Linked DNA regions of Mus musculus: region 2 is linked to region 1. Evidence: chromatin loops called from intact Hi-C (ENCODE). Cell type or tissue: heart. All regions are shown on one strand.

Region 1 (8,000 bases):
AGAATAAATAAAAATTTAAGTATGATTACAGACGCCTGGCTTTCTTAATGTTCTTCCTTTTTCTTGATTTTATTTACTAAAATCACGGCCACATATACCTTTAAAGCTTTTGCCTAAACAAACTTACCCTGTCTTAGGATCTGGAAAAACACTGAGGTAAAAATCCCACACACATACCAAAAGTTATTTTAAAACTTGTAACAAAAAAAAAAAAAAAAAAACTTTATAGTTTAAAAAACATCTATGTACAAGTAATCTTAACGTGCTAAAACATGCATATGTGCAACTTGGATCCAATTCTTGCTTAGGAAAATAATTAGTTGGGGGGGGGATTTAAAAGGCTAAATGATGGCCCTCAAGTCCCTCAGAGAAATGTGTTGACAATGGCATTTAATGTCTTTAATGGGCAGGAGGGACAGGAAAACACCATAAGCCCCCCTGTGAAAAATACCAGCTTTCAGCAGCAGCCCTGAGACTACCTCTGAAGAATATGGGTCACCCACAGACCCCACTTGGAACTTGCTTCAAGTGTAGCAACAACACTGGCCACTGGGGAAAGGACTGTCTTCATCCTTTGCCTGCCACCGGGACCTTGTCTGAACTGTGGATGGGTGAGACAGTGAACAGTCACTTCTTTTCAAGGAAGGTCAGTACCCCAAGTTCCTCCTCCCCAGGAAAACCTCTTAGATCTTCTTGGCCTAGAAACTGAAGACCAGCACTGCCCTAGGACCTCAGCCTCTAACAAGGCCATCAAGGTTACCACAGAAGCACAGATAGAGAAACTGTACAGAGAAAAAGTCTCTGTCATTATTAATTAATATGGGTGCCACTTGAGCCATACTTCCTGCTTACTCTGACAAACACACTTCTCAGACCTCAGGGGTGCTGATGACCCCTCTAGTCATAGGTCCCCTCCACTGTTCCCTCTGCAGCCATCTGATAGTCCGTGTCTTCTTCTTCATACCTAGCTGCCCAGCCCCTTTATTGGGCAAGGATATTGGCTAAACTAAGCCTTTCCACTGCCTTCATCCATTCCTCCAGAATTTTCCTTCTTCTCCTAGTCTCTGAGGACAATACCCTCCAGTTCAGCATTCTTTTAGATACAAACTGAGCCTATTTTTCTATTTTATATTAAGTAATTAAATTATGTCAGTCTTGCAGAGGTGAGACCCACAGGGATGTTTTGATAGATAAAATATTTTTAGTGTTTCATCTGTACAAACTTTAAGTTGATTTTCCTTTTAAAGAGACAAATGTCGTTATTGCTGCTGTTCAGTAGATTAATTGTTTAATATTGGATGGTGACCTTCTAGATGGCTAGACCAAAGATGAAATATTAGCATTGTGTGGTAAGACTCATCTATTGCTCTCTAGACCTGACTGTAGTCCCTACACACCTGAAAGCCTGGACTAAGAGTGGATTGGGTTTGACTTTTGTTTAAATTAAAAAGTACATTTTCTTTCTCAATGTTTAAAATGAATGGGTAAAATGTAATTCTAGTAAGGTAGATGTAGTTGAGCAAAGATACTATAAATAAAAAAGGAGTTTAAATATAAAATGTTCTACTTTGTGAATATGCGAGTATAGAATAAAATTTCCTTCATCCATCTATCCCCTTCCTTTCAAATAAACCTTAATTTACAACTGGCAGGTTTGTCTAGATTCCATTGCCTTTTATGTAGCACTGGGACAGATTTGGCTGTAGTTTTAGTCATCTACTTTAAGAGTTTGTCTTCAGATAATCCAAAGGAAAAGAAGTTTACATTCTTGAATATATATTAGCCTCGGCCTAAATAATGATTCCTCTGAAGTAAACCCTTGCCAGGAACAGAACTGACGGATTCTCCACCTCCTCACTCCCTAACATACACTGCTGCGCTGTGCTCGCAACAGCAGACTCCCCTACTCCTTTCCTAGGTCTTTTTTTAAAAACTCAGTTTCAGTCCTAAGGTATACAACTGGATGTTTTTCCTGATGACACAGTGTCGGGAAGTTATTCATATCTAAGAACTTCTGACTGGTCTGGGAAGGATGATGGATTGAATACTCCTAATTTTGTCTGGAAGTCTGGCAGAGTTACAATGTTGTACATTTTGTGGAAGCTTATGTTTTTGTACTTTATATTTCAAATAAGATAGTTTTAGAGTCTTGAGTGAAGAAGAGCCACCTTTGTATTCCACAGTAATAACTAATCCCTAACTCACCCTCTACATCACGGAGGAATGCCATATGCGCCTCCATGCTTCTTCAAATCACCCTACACATCAATGAGGAAGTTTACATTCTGCTCCAAATCACACACAGAAACCAGTGGACTGTGACTTTCTCAGTCATGAGTAGGATAGGTTTGGCAACCTCAGTAGCTGATAGAGATCTGGATGCAGAGCTGGGGGGGGGCACTGGGGGGTGTCACAGTTTATATTTATGTCAGTAGATCTCTACCCAGTTGGCAGAAACCATCCAACAGTCAACCTTGGCCCTACCACTCCTTCAAGACCAACTCACCTTCCTAGCTTCAGTGTTCCTATACAACTGATGGGCTCTCAACTTGCTGGCTGCCAAAAGGGACGGCACTTGTCTCTTATTCAATAAAATATATGGTGGTCCTATGTAAATCAGTCTGCCCAAGAGGAAGAGAGGGGAAAAAAAAAACTCACATAAGTTGGCTTATAAATCTCGACCTCCATGGACCAACTCCAGCATATACTGGATCCTCAGTATGTCTACTCTAGACATGTGGTTGCTGGGAATTGAACTCAGGACCTCTGGAAGAACAAGCAGCCAGTGTTCTTAACCGCTGAGCCATCTCTCCAGCTCTACCTCAGTTTCCTTAAGCGTCCACTTTTTAATTCTCCCTTTTCTTCTGTCCACCTTCCTCAGCAGAGTCTAAGAACCTCCACTATGTTCTGGTTTTCTAGTCTGTGCTAATGAGGAAACCAACCTCTTTGGCTCAGGGTTGCTGGGGACTGGGTGCGTACTCCTGTGTAAAAATGCTAGTATTATAGTATAGTGAAGAAATGAGACTTTACTCATCCAGAGACAGAGTCTGCTTCTGGAAATTCATTTTCCCCCTTTTATTTACTTAGTAATTTGGTGTTTTTGAGATGGGGTCTCTATGTAGCTCTGGATATCCTGGAACTCACTTTGTACACCAGGCTGGCTTTTGAACTCTTGAGTGCTGGGCTTTAAGACATACATCACCATACCAGGCCTCCTTTTTTTTTTTTTTTTGACTGCGAGTACAAGGTCTTGGTTTGCAATGACAATAGCAAAAGTACTAAGCACAGTGGTTCACAACTTTCACAGCACTCTGGAAGCTGAGGAAGGAGGGATGCTACCAGCTACAGGCTACCTGTACATGCATTGCCTCACATTAATCTGCCCTGGTCTAACAAACCATATTCCTGGGTTAGACAGTTTAGCCCCTCCCACACAGTTATCCATGCTCTTAAAGACAGCATCTCCTTGTTAATTTCCAATCCTCAGAACCAACCTACCCATCTACAAGAAGGTCCTGATAACTGAGAAAACAGAACATGAACACATGAAACTTAACTCAAAAAACAAGTCAGAGTACAGAGAATAAGTGGGGTGTGTGTATTATTTTAGAAATCTTTTTTAAAAAGAAATGTCTCTAATAGGATAAAATGAACTCTATAAAATAAAAGTCAATATCACATCTATAATTTAAAATAAGGGTATTAAAGCCAGCAGGGATAATGGACTAAATTCTTTATATTTTATAGCATGTACAGTTGCTAATTTTATGCATTTCCAGTAGGTGTCAATAGATACTCTTTTTTGCAAGCTACATATAATGTATGTGGTAACCTGCAGAAAAATTGAAAACAGACAAGTTAAAGTGAATGCATTAAGAAATAGCAACCCAACCATCAGCACTTTGGGGGTATTAGAAACGCTGATAAAGGAGGAGACCTGGAAATGGGTGCTCTAGTACACCACGCACCGTTATTAAAATTATCAGATGTAATTTTACTGTGGAAAAAGGACACAGTGACATTAGTAGAAATGCACTGCAAAGGGAGGACAGCCAAAGGCAGGCAGCTCTCACATCTGACATAATGAAGTGCTAGCTGACCATCAAACCCAAGAGTGGCCAAAAAGACCAGCAAAGGGAATAAACAGATCCCAGTAAACCACGTGCTTTTCTTGGGTCTCGTTTTTTTGTTATTCTGCATTCTTGTTTTCCACAAGAACTGGCTAATGGCCTGGTTGTCTGCCCATACGAATTTCTCAAGAAGCATTCATTCCCTCCACGGGACTCTGAGAACCACTGAGCCACACACGTTCAGTTTGCCACCACGCCCATTGCCTTCACAGAAAAGGCTGTCTCGATCCACCCAGCGTGGTCGGTGGACACGCTGCTACGGATTTTTCAACACATTCCTTACTGAAACGTAAAGTGGCGACATTTTGGCTTGTCCAAATCCATTGTACAGAAACATTTCCAAATGCTAGAAAGAAAACCGCACTTGGATTCCAATCCAAGAATCTCGAAAACCAAAAGGAACCTTAATGCACAGTAACAGCTGCACAGTATTTTTTTTTTTCACTTAAAAAGTAAAACACACCTGTATGCAAATAAGTCTGAGCTATATTAATATTGTTAAAGAAAAAATAAATACTCAAAATTATATATTGTACAATATTTGTTCAAACAGTTACACACACACGCGCGCATGCAGGCAATATGTTTAGGTTTTGTATGGTGGAAATGCTGCTTTCAATCATATATTCTTATTATAATATTTTTGTGGAACAAGTTCTCACTTTGTAGCCTTGGCTGGCTGGGAACTCCCAGCAATCCTCCTGCCTCAACCTCCCAAGTACTGAGATTACAGATTTGTGCTATCACAAGTGGCTATTTACTTTTATTATTTCTTTACAACCGATATTACTCTTTACATATTTTAAGAAATCAAGTCATGTCTCAATTGTCTTCTATCGCGGTGACCTGACTTTGGGGGAGGAGCTTGCTATTTCCCACGATTCGGTCTCAAAAATCTAAGGGAAAATTCCCTCCAGCAAGCGGCCCCTTGTAGTGTGGGGTGGGCCACTTCGGAGTGGATTAGAGAGAGGCCTAAGGCAGGAGACCCTCGGAACTGGGTCTTGATCCGGACCAGGGCATCGCTGTGCAACCGGGTAGGGTCAAGATGGTGGGCGAGCGGTGGCCAACAGTTAAGTGCACGGGGAGCTGCGGGGGCGCGCGAGCTGCGGGCTGCGCGCCCCCGAGGCCGCGGCCGGGGTGCACGGGGAGCTGCGGGGTGCGGGCCTCGGGCCGGGGAGCGCAGTACCTTCCCAGTGCAGCTCGCCTCCAGGCTCGCGCTGCAGGAACTTGTACCAGAACGTGTCAACGCGGCCCGGCTCCGCCCCGCCGGCCTCCTCGTACGCCTCCAGCTCCACCTCGGCGAGCCACAGGCCGGGCTCCTGCAGCGCCAGCGCAGCGGCGCCCGCCGCGGTACCCGCGGGCCTGAGACGCACGGCGCCGTGCGGCTCCCAGCGCCCTAACTCGGGCCGCGAGCCGGCGAGCAGCAGCTCCTGCCGAGCGCCGGCCACCGCGGGCGGCACCACCACGCCGAAGCGGAAGAGCATGGCGGTGGCCCGAGTCCTGGGAGCCTGGCGAGCGGCAGCGGCGGCGGCGCGAGCTCCGGGGCGGCGCGAGACGTGCAGCGCCGCGCGTTTGTGGCCCGGTCACGCGGCCGTGGGATCAGGGTTCCCAGGCGCCGTGGAGCTGCAGCCGCAGGAAGCGGGCATTCGGGGCTCGCGAGAGGCTGAGACCCACACTGGACCTAGGAGGGAGGAAAACGACACCCCGACATTGTCCTGTCGTCTTCCCAGAGATCTGAAATCACTTTTACTAAGTCAACAAAGGAAGAAAGAGTTGTCTAGCCTGAACCTCCAGCCTCAGTGAAGTTGCCGATCCAAGATTTACCTGTAACCCTCATTCAAGCACCCCAACATTTAGTCCTTATGGGCCTCTGATTATAACGTGGGAATAATACATATGAATAATGTTCTTTAGAGACCCTCCACTCAATACACAAAAACCCAGCGTTCATCAAACACACAAAATACTTTCCCTTGCCTAAAGGGACTAAAGAGAAAAACAAAATTTCAGCCTCCTCTTTTTAGCGTGTATAAGTTGATCTCAAGATCAAAAAAAAGAGAAAACCTTGTTTGTGAGATGACAAAGTTTAGAAACAAGGTCTCACTGTGGAAATCAGACTGGCCACAAACTCTTGAGATTCTCCTGCCTCTGCTCCTTGGATTACAAACCTGCATCACCAGTGCCCAGCTACTGTGTGTGTGTATGTGTGTGTGTGTGCGTGTGTGTGTGTGTGTGTGTGATAAAAACCTATTTAAATTTTCTTCTTGGGGAAAAAAAACAGAAAAATAAATAAAAGTTGCTTCTTGCAAATATTAGCACTTTAGGTCAAGAAACAACTGTGTCATTATTTGGCCTCTGGGAGCAGAGGAGGCTGCTTCAACTTGTTATTAATATGAATAAAGAAATGTCTGGAGTGGCTGGGGTTCGTTCTGGTCAGTGCGAGCCCCAGGCCACCTTGGGCACGAACTCCGCAGACCTTCCCAAGGTCCCCAGAGAACTCTCCATGATGCAGGTGCCCTAGCACACCCAGGATCTTAGGATCACTGAGGAGAGTCAGCAACCAGAGAGGGCCCTGACCCCATGACTCGAAGGTGAGAAAGCCAACTTGTATCCCTGGTATCTCAGAGACCAGTCTGAGCAGGAAAACAGGAGGGCCTCAAAAGCAACAGAGCTTCTTAGACAGGGCCCCTTCATGCCTCATCCTTAGCCAGGAGGCAGAGCTGAACTCCAGACCTCTGTGCATCTTCCCTGCAAGAGAAAAGCTTGCTTGCAGAGTGCTCTAACCTCAGGAGAAGAGTTGGACTCCCAGGAGTGCTGACAGAGGCTAACAGAATCACAGGAGGAAAAAACTCCAGCAAGACACAGCTAGAACATCTAACACCAGAGATTATCAGATGGCGAAAGACAAACATAAGAATCTTACTAACAGAAACAAGAACACTTGGCATCATCAGAACCCAGTACTCCCACCACAGCAAGTCCTGGATACCCCAACACATGCGAAAACAAGATTCAGATTTAAAATCATATCTCATGATGCTGGTAGAGGATTTTAAGAAGGGCCTTAATAACTCACTTAAAGAAATACAAGAGTACACTGCTAAACAGGTAGAAGTCCTTAAAGAGGAAGCACAAAAATCCCTGAAAAAAATACAGGAAAACACTGCTAAACAGGTCCTTAAACAGGAAACACAAAAATCCCTTAAAGAATTACAGGAAAACACAACCAAACAGTGATGGAACTGAACAAAACTATTCAAGATCTAAAAATAGAAGTAGAAACAATGAAGAAAACCCAAAGGGAGACAACTCTAGAGATAGAAATTCTAGAAAAGAAATCAAGAACCATCAGCAACAGAATACAAGAGATGGAAGAGAGACTCACAGGTGCAGAAGATTCCATAGAAAACATAGACACAACAATCAAAGAAAATGCAAAAAGATCCTAACTCAAAACATCCACGAAATCCAGGACACAAAGAGAAGACCAAACCTAAGGATAAGAGGTATAGATGAGAATGAAGATTTTCAACTTAAAAGGGCCAGTAAATATCTTCAACAAAATTATAGAAGAAAACTTCCCTGACCTAAAGAAATAGATGTCCATGAACAAGAAGCCTACAGAACTCCAAATATGTAGCCTCCCTCAAGCCTGAAGCAGGCTGAGCCAGAACTTGACCTTGCTGCCACTAAGGAGATTATCTAGGGTGGAGCCTTCTTCCCTAGATCACTCTATTGTTGAGCCACTGTCACTGTTCCTCTTCAAGATACTGCTACTTGCTGAGAGGCCCCCCTATCCTGCCCTATCCTGCACATCATCACCTGCAGCTGGTTCCAGGCTCCAAGGATGAATTGGCAGAAATGGACTTT
Region 2 (8,000 bases), 150 kb after region 1:
TCTGATTCACCACATCCAAATGCCTTGCAGTTGTTGGAACTTGCAAGGGGAATTTTGTTTACTTTGTAACATGCCCAGTAGGTTCCAAGGTCACTTAGGAATACTGTCACTGTTGCTGTGGATGATACAACTTTTATTTAAGTGCATACACCAAAGGGATACTAGTGATATCAGTATCTTATTTCTATGTTTAATCCACAGGATGCCTTAATCTGTGAAATCTCAAGTTCCAAAAATATCTTTAGAAACAAAATACCAAAGACTATTTATTACTATTTTTGCATTCTCTGAATACCTTTTATATGATCTCAAGTTATATGATTAAGCACTATGTATGCCAGCATACTGTCTGCTATGTACAGAAGTCTTGTCATGAATACTTAAGAGTGAAATTAAAAACCCCTTAAGGTTATAGAAACTTACATATTCATATTTTTACTAAGTAGCAAAATTTGACAATAAAAAAACTTCAGGTTTAGGAGCTGTAGGGACCAAGTCAGAAGAGTAGAGTAGCCTCTGAACACATATTAAGCAGATGTTTGAAAGAGCGAGTGACAGACAGTAGAGTATAAATGTGACAGTGTCAAAGAGGTGACAGGTAACAACAGGTAGAAGTGGCAGACAGGAATGGTGACAAAAAACGTAGACAGAAACAAACACAAATGTGGTGGGAATTACAGTGAGGAAGTGGAAGAGGATGAGATTGGCTTATATAATATGTAAAATATTTAATCATGTTTGCTAAAGAAGAAATGTAAACATGTCTGAGTCAATGGTAGGAAAAGCTATCTTTACTAAAGTCTCTAATCTTTTAGTTTTCTGAATAAGACAGTATAATACATGTGTTCAGACATCTGTGAAAGATACATAACAGCAAGAGTATTTAGTAATATTTCAATACTGACATCTCCTTCCCAGCAGGGCTGCAAACCTAACTGTACTGGGTATAGGAAAGCTGCCATACAGGAACAGGTGTGTGGGTCTGATGGCTCAGTGACTCAGAGCCACAGCCGCACAGTTTACTGGCAACTAGACCAGCCTCCTTCTAACCCTCCAGCACAGGGCATGGAGGCAGCTCTGCCTCATCCTGGCTCCTGGTGTTTCCACTGTGTAAGGCTGAGCTGCCCCATCTTATTCATCAATACCACTTGTGGCTGTTGGCATACCTGCAACTCCAGCAGAAAGAAGAGAAAAGAAGAGTAAACAGACAGCGTCTTAACAAGAGGGAGAGAAACATGAAAGTGTGGAGAACGTGGGAGAGACTGCGAAGGACAATTCTAGGAACAGAACACTGACCACAAAGTCTCAAGGCTGGCCGGCCTCTGGGCTGCTCCAATCACACACTTTACTTTGCAACTTCTTAACACATGTTTTTACAACACATTCACCCAAGGAATTCAGAGACAGACTGCATTATCCTCAGATCATGATCCTCTCCTCGCTTCTTCCCAACTGTCCTATAGTTCACACTGTGTATTCATCTCCCATGTACCTCCTTACAGTCTTGAATGTTTTATGGCAGAGTAAGTGCTGTAAGATCATCATCACTGGGGGCTGCAGCAGTTAAGAGCACTGGCTGCTCTTCCAGAGGTCCTGAGTTCAATTCCCAGCAACCGTATGGTGGCTCACAACCATCTGTAATAGTATCTAATGCCATCTTTGGTGTGTGTGTGAAGATAGCAACAATGTTCTCGTCGACATAACTAAATATTTGTTTTTTGAAAAAAATCATCATCATCATCATCATCAATCATTTTCCTTTGGGCTCTGCATTAGAGTATCAACATTACTTTCTTTGGTCTCGAACACAAATAAATTTGCATTCTCTCCTCACGAGACTCAATTCCCCTTTAACTCTTTTCTTGGTATCATATAGTAACACTATTTTTCATTTGTTCAGCACGTGGGTACCTAATTTAAAATCATTATATACCTCAAATTGAGACATTCATCATCTGCTACATATGCATTCCAGTCTCATCTAGCATTATTTTCTTTTACCTCACTTAAACTATCCCATTCCAGATAAAGATACACACACACTTACAGTTTGTTTGCTCAACAGCTCAACCTATAACTATTTGAATTCAATGAGATCTCTACTTTTTATAAGCTAATACTCTATTTTTTTCCAAGGGTCTAATACTACAGTTTAGTTTTCTTTCCTGTATCTTCAGGTTACCCTTTTATTTTTGTGTGTGCATGTGTGCACACACACACACACCACAGTGTGCATATGGTCAGAGGACAACTTTGGGTGTCCTCTCCTTCCACCATATAGGTCTCAGAAAAGAACTCAGGTTGTTGGGCTAGGCAGCACGTTCCTCTGCCTGCTGAGTCCTCTCACTGACTCCTGTCTAGTCTTTTATTGGAGCTTAAGCATGCTTTAGAATCTTTTATCTTGAATACAATGAAACAACAGAGAACTTACTTTCTACACTTGCCTCTAGTTACAAGTCTTGGTTTATCTGATTTTTCACATCAGAATTCAGGGTATTTCCCTGCTATACCTGCTAATGCTCAGTTACATTAGTGGCCCTTGAACATACCTACCTCTTTCCAACTCCACTGTCTCCACCCTAAATACATCTTAGCCAACTGTGTGGCCCCCTAAACACACCTACATTTTTTCCACTTTTGTTCTTGTTTCTTTTTCTTTTGCTAACTGATTTTCTTCATTGTAGCAAGGAAGATCTTGGCAAGGTTTAGAGCCTGAGTGCCTGCCTTGCCTGCCTTTCCATTTTATTTTCAGTTTTGCTACTGCTCTGCAGCCACTCACTTCTGTGTTAGGCTTGTCTGTCTTGGTCTGATCACATATTGTGAGTTCTTTTTCAGTCTGGGAACATCCTCTTGGCAAGATCAGTTCTACCTTCTTTCCATGTTGGACAATCCACTCATTTTTTACATTGTGTTTCTTAACAATCATTTCCTCAGAAAAGCTCAGATTGGCTTTAATTTTATAATATTTATAATTTAAAAAAATCATTGTTTAATGTCTTTACTTTTTGCTGTAACTCAAACTCCTCTCCATTCCTACCACCAAACTGTAACCTCAGAGAGATCAGCAGCCACATCTTGACTGTGTATTACATCTGCAAGGCCGCTCACTGCCTGGGCATAGGAAGCATCTAATAAGTATGCATGGAAGGAATGAATGGAAATTCATTCCAACTCTGGGGACAGCAATGTGACTGACACTTTAAATTTACTCAAAAAGCAGCTACCAATCTTCTAACTTACCTGTTGGTTTCTTAGGAGGGAGAACACTCTAACAAATACCTACCTCTGTCAGTAATTTCAACTTGTTCTCAAATCTACTCAGAAAACACATTCTTAAAATATAAGAATGTCAAGGAATCTGAGGATGAGTCCTCTTCCTGCTTAAGCATTAGTACCACCGCTGCCTACTCTATACAGCTAGCCCCTAGTGCCTATTAAATGACATATTAATTTACCTTTTGACCAAGTCTGATTAGAAAAGAAATTTAAAAGCACATGTAAGAAAAATAAAAAATAAAAACACCTAGTGTTTTTTTTATAAATGAACACATTTGGGGTAGAAAGTCCAGTGGATCCTATTTGTATGCTGAATTAGTAAATTTTTATTTTGAATAAAACATGAAAAAGTCAATACAAATTCAAGTTTCTCTGTATTCTGAAATGTCAGTACACAGTTTTAAAGAACACTGTGTTGTCTTTGGGATAATCAGCTAATGCTAGGAACCCATTTTTTCCTGGCTTAGACTAAGTAAGTAGAAAGCTTAAAAAAAAACAAAGCAAAACAAACAAACAAAATAACTTTAACAACTACATATTTGGATTAAAAAAACCAAAAACCTTTTTCAATGTTAAATAGTAGACACCGCATCTTGGGCAAGCTAGCCAAGTATTCTAGCACTGAGGTCTCTTCCTAGTCTGAAACTGACTGTAGTGACGAGAAGCAGCATACAGGGCAGGGAAATGCAGTTCTTCAGCTCTTAGTGATATGACTGCGGCTGACTGTATTAGTTAGCTCTCTCCACAAGGAGCAGGTGATAAAGCTGAGTCTCCAGCTACTGTGGATATACTCAACAGTGGTTTCTACGCTCACTGTGCCAACTGTCTTTAATGCTTCACTTGGCATGCACTGCTTTAATTGTGTATGTTCTTGACTTACCATACCTTCACAGGGATATCATCCTCTTGGTTTGCCTTCTCTGAGGTGAAGACATAGGAGACTTCTTTGTGTGATGTGGTCTGGCGGCAGATAGCACACTTGATGGAACTTCGATGAGACCCCACACTGTACTGTTCAATTATAATCGAAGTGCATTCATTACAGAAGCAGTGTCCGCAGGTCAGCACTGCCCACTGAAAAAAAACCATGCATGGCAAGTCATGGTGAGAACGGGTCAATGAGACCTTCCTGTCCATGAACACATACACAGGCAAAGAGGACTTACAACTCCAATTCCTAAGTACCTCATGGTAAGATATTTTTAGTCTAAGAGAATTACATTTTCATCTTCATTTTCCTTAATAGTCAACTATCATTATTTTGTAAGAAGCTAGTGTTCTCATTTCAGATTTAAAGAAAACATCAGTACTGATTACACCTTCAGTACTTAACAGCAGATAATGCAGAACTGAGAACATTAATGTGAAGGTAATATACTCATTGCTACTTAACTTATTAACATACTTACAGTTTCACTTGCTAACACACTTATTCAGAAAATAAGACGATATTTCAGATTTGTTTGGAAAGACACAAGAAATTTTTTGTGGACCCTTTTGTGAGATCATTTGTCTTAAGTTTGCTGCTTTGTGGCAATGGGTTTTAGGCTCTCAGCTTATTTTTTCCTGGATTTGGACACATCTGTATTTGCACTGAAAGGGACAGACAGAACTCTGCAATGTGTCCAGGAATCTCCTTAAAAAGATTTCAGATTAGGGGCAGGAGAAATTGGGGTAACAGTGTGGCTTTGAAATAGTTTATGAGGAAAGTTCATTTTGTTCCAGTTGGGGACACCTTTCTTGCAGCTCCCTAGTTTCACCCATGTAAGCAAAGGCTGAAACCGGGATCTTCAGACCCTTTAGTCCCATTCAAGTTTGCTTCGCAGAGCAACACTACTGAGTACCCTGTGCACCTCAAATGACACTGGAAATGTAGGATAGGACTTTCTCTTTTCACAGGAATTCAGTTCATAAGGTACAGAGCAAGACTGGTCCACCTTTTCTCACAACAGGAAGAAATGACTGAACAGCAGCAATAACGAGGCATTCAGTAAACAGACTCTGAGAACAAGTGGCAGCATCTCTAACAGTAGCAGCAGAAATGTAGGACACAGAGGCCCTACAGCATGGAACTTTATAAAAGCCCTGACCCAGGGCTAACTACATGATAGGCACACACAAAATCACTAAAGAACTCTAAGGCCCAATCCCTTCCTTAATAGTGTTGTTTTTACTTAAATCAGACATTATACACTATTATATACTTTTATTCTGCTGCTCAATAATTAATATAGCAGCTTTCCTATTAAGATTTACAGTCTCTTTTGAGAATATCTTTCTCTGTAATTCTGGTTGGAGGCGGTATCTGTACTTTAAAGATAAGATCTGAGACTTTACTGTTGTTAGGAACTACATCACTGTCTCTGTACTAGTAAATTTGTAGTATGTTATACTTTGTTCAATTACCAAATGTTAATGTGGCAAAATTAATGTCTTGTTTAGAAATGTTTACAACTATGCATCTTTAATGAAAAAGGTATGGTTGGTTGTTCTAGGGTTAAGTTTTTAGTTAGGAAAAAGTTTATATATTTGTAACCTTAAGCATGTTAACTAAGCCTTGACCCTACCTCTAACAGTTATGAGAAAGTGTATATATTTGTATACATGCACAAGACAAAGAAAGCCTGGCTAGATGTAGAAACAGTATACATTGTAAGGTGTTTTATGGATTCCTGTGATGTTTTATTATAACCTTACCTGTTTTCCCAGCTGTCGAGCACAGATTGGACAAGGCTCTGGATTAATACCTCCTGATGTTTTATCTTGAGACTATAGGAAAAAAAGATCAAAAAACATGTTAGCTATGTTTTATATTTAGGATTTGATGCATGCTGTGAAATTCATTTGTAGGGTATATGCTTGTAATTTCAACCTGAATTATCTAACTAGTGAGATCACCTAATATTGTACATGTTACCTAATACTACTATTACTATTTCTGGAATTTATTCAGCACACAATTAAAGAAAGGAAAACCAATTTTTTTTTTAAACCACAGCTTATAGTGTTATGCTACTATACTTGTAATTACAATAGAAAGTAAATTTAAAATCAAAATATGAACTAATTTTTGAAAGTTTATTCTCAAGACTATGCTTTATTGTAAATACATACAAATTACTAACTGTTATGGTGACACAGAACTGTAATCCTAGCACTTGGAAGATAGAAGCAAATAAATCAGGGGTAATCTTGAAGGTAGTCTTGAGGGAGCTCTGACTACATGAGACCCTTTCTCTTTTTGTTGCTGGAAAAAAGAAGACCTTAAAAAACACTTTAAATTTAGAGCTTAGAAACAAACAGCTTCTTAGCTATTATAGTACAAGTGTACCCTCATGCATATGTAGCCCAAGATCAGGCATGGGAAAGGCTGTGATTTGGCACAATTCTGTTTTAATAGTGTTGCCACTCAGCATCCCTGGTTTAATCTAACTAAACAAATAACTGGGAAGCAGATATACGATTGATTTGAAACGTCTGTGTATAGAACTGTATCAAATTATAATAGATTTTTCAAACACCTCCTTAAAATTCTCATAAAATTTTAAAGAGTTTCAGATAGTCAGCAAGGTAGACAACCTTTAAAACTGGAGAAAACTAGAGATTTTCTTTCTAATTTCACTAACTAAATATTCTAACACTAAAAGAACCAAAAACCAAAACCAAAAAACCCTTTAACTTCTAAGTAGTGATAAAAAACCAGAACTTAAATTCAGTACCTATAAAGATCCAGAAATTTGCTTATACAGTCATTTAAAAGAGTTTAATAAATTAGTTCATCTTAGTATTGATCTGTTTCAGATCACATAAAACAAACCACCTACAACATAGTGCTTAAAAATAATTAATCATATATTTTTCATAATTTGCAGGTCATCCAGGTACTTTCCTGGCTGGGCTGGGCTGAGGGATAGATGGCTGTGGAGACAGAACGAGTCGTGGTCATGGCGGTTGGTAGCGTATCTACCTAGGCAGGGAGGGCAGAGGCTGAACTGAGGGTTTAGCAGACGGTCTGCATAACTATTGCAGGCAGTAGTAGTCTTGATTCATCCAACACTAACACACAGCCTGTACTATTCATTGCAGGGCTGGAATTGTAAGTGGAAATTACCACTAAAGTGTTTCTTGAAATACAGTATAGGGAAAACATAATTTTAAAAGCTATACCTTCTCCAAATTCGTTAGGTAAAGAAGCTGTCCAAGTTTCTTCTGAAGCTGTGATGTAGCAACAGCTTTATCATTCACCAGTTTTATACGATTCTGTTCAACCTAGAAACAAACCAACCCTTTATTCCCTCTCAAAAAGATGGGTCAACTATGTTAAACATGTATGATTTTTCTGAATAATCAAATTCACGCCCCGTCCTATGAAATACCATTTATACATTAAAACTTAATTTTACAAGATTAATACTGAAAATATAGTTTGAAAGGACTTTTTTTTTAAAGCTGAAGTCAGACTTCCATAAAGTTCTTTTAAAAAGAAGCCTCATGATATATAGGAAATCGGATAAAAATCCCTCTGAATTCTATTTCTGTGCCACTTTTCACTAATACAAGCGTGGGATGAAGACAATGACACAACACACTGCTTGGTGTGAGTGGTTTATCATATGGAGACACTACCCCTGACTGTTCTTCCTCTTCTGCAATACATCAGACAGAAAGAGAAATAAATAGAAGGGATTTCCTTTTTATTACTTCTTATGTTCCTAGTGCTGTAA

The links. A loop is a pair of places that touch in the nucleus more often than their neighbours do. Peaks named below come from ENCODE experiments on the same cell type or tissue, not always from the same donor. Only the 100,000 strongest peaks of a DNase experiment are listed, where the experiment ranks them.
Region 2: a loop joins it to region 1, with 2.1 times the contacts of the local background. A loop is called at or near these places in 2 of 42 quality-filtered maps.

Annotation. Positions count from the first base shown.
Region 1 is chr10:11,341,085-11,349,084 of GRCm38, reverse strand. Epm2a (epilepsy, progressive myoclonic epilepsy, type 2 gene alpha) reads right to left here and starts at 5,640. Exons shown (of 4, transcript NM_010146.2): 1 at 5,317-5,640. The coding sequence starts at 5,614. In heart, a CTCF peak has its summit at 3,780 (motif pointing right); a DNase peak (open chromatin) is centred at 5,354; H3K4me3 peaks cover 1,609 bases; H3K27ac peaks cover 1,591 bases.
Region 2 is chr10:11,190,531-11,198,530 of GRCm38, reverse strand. Shprh (SNF2 histone linker PHD RING helicase) reads right to left here. Exons shown (of 30, transcript NM_001077707.1): 23 at 7,444-7,545; 24 at 5,974-6,045; 25 at 4,162-4,350. Among named protein-coding and RNA genes, the nearest start is that of Shprh, 45 kb to the right of the region's middle. In heart, no CTCF peak of the experiment used is centred here; no DNase peak of the experiment used is centred here.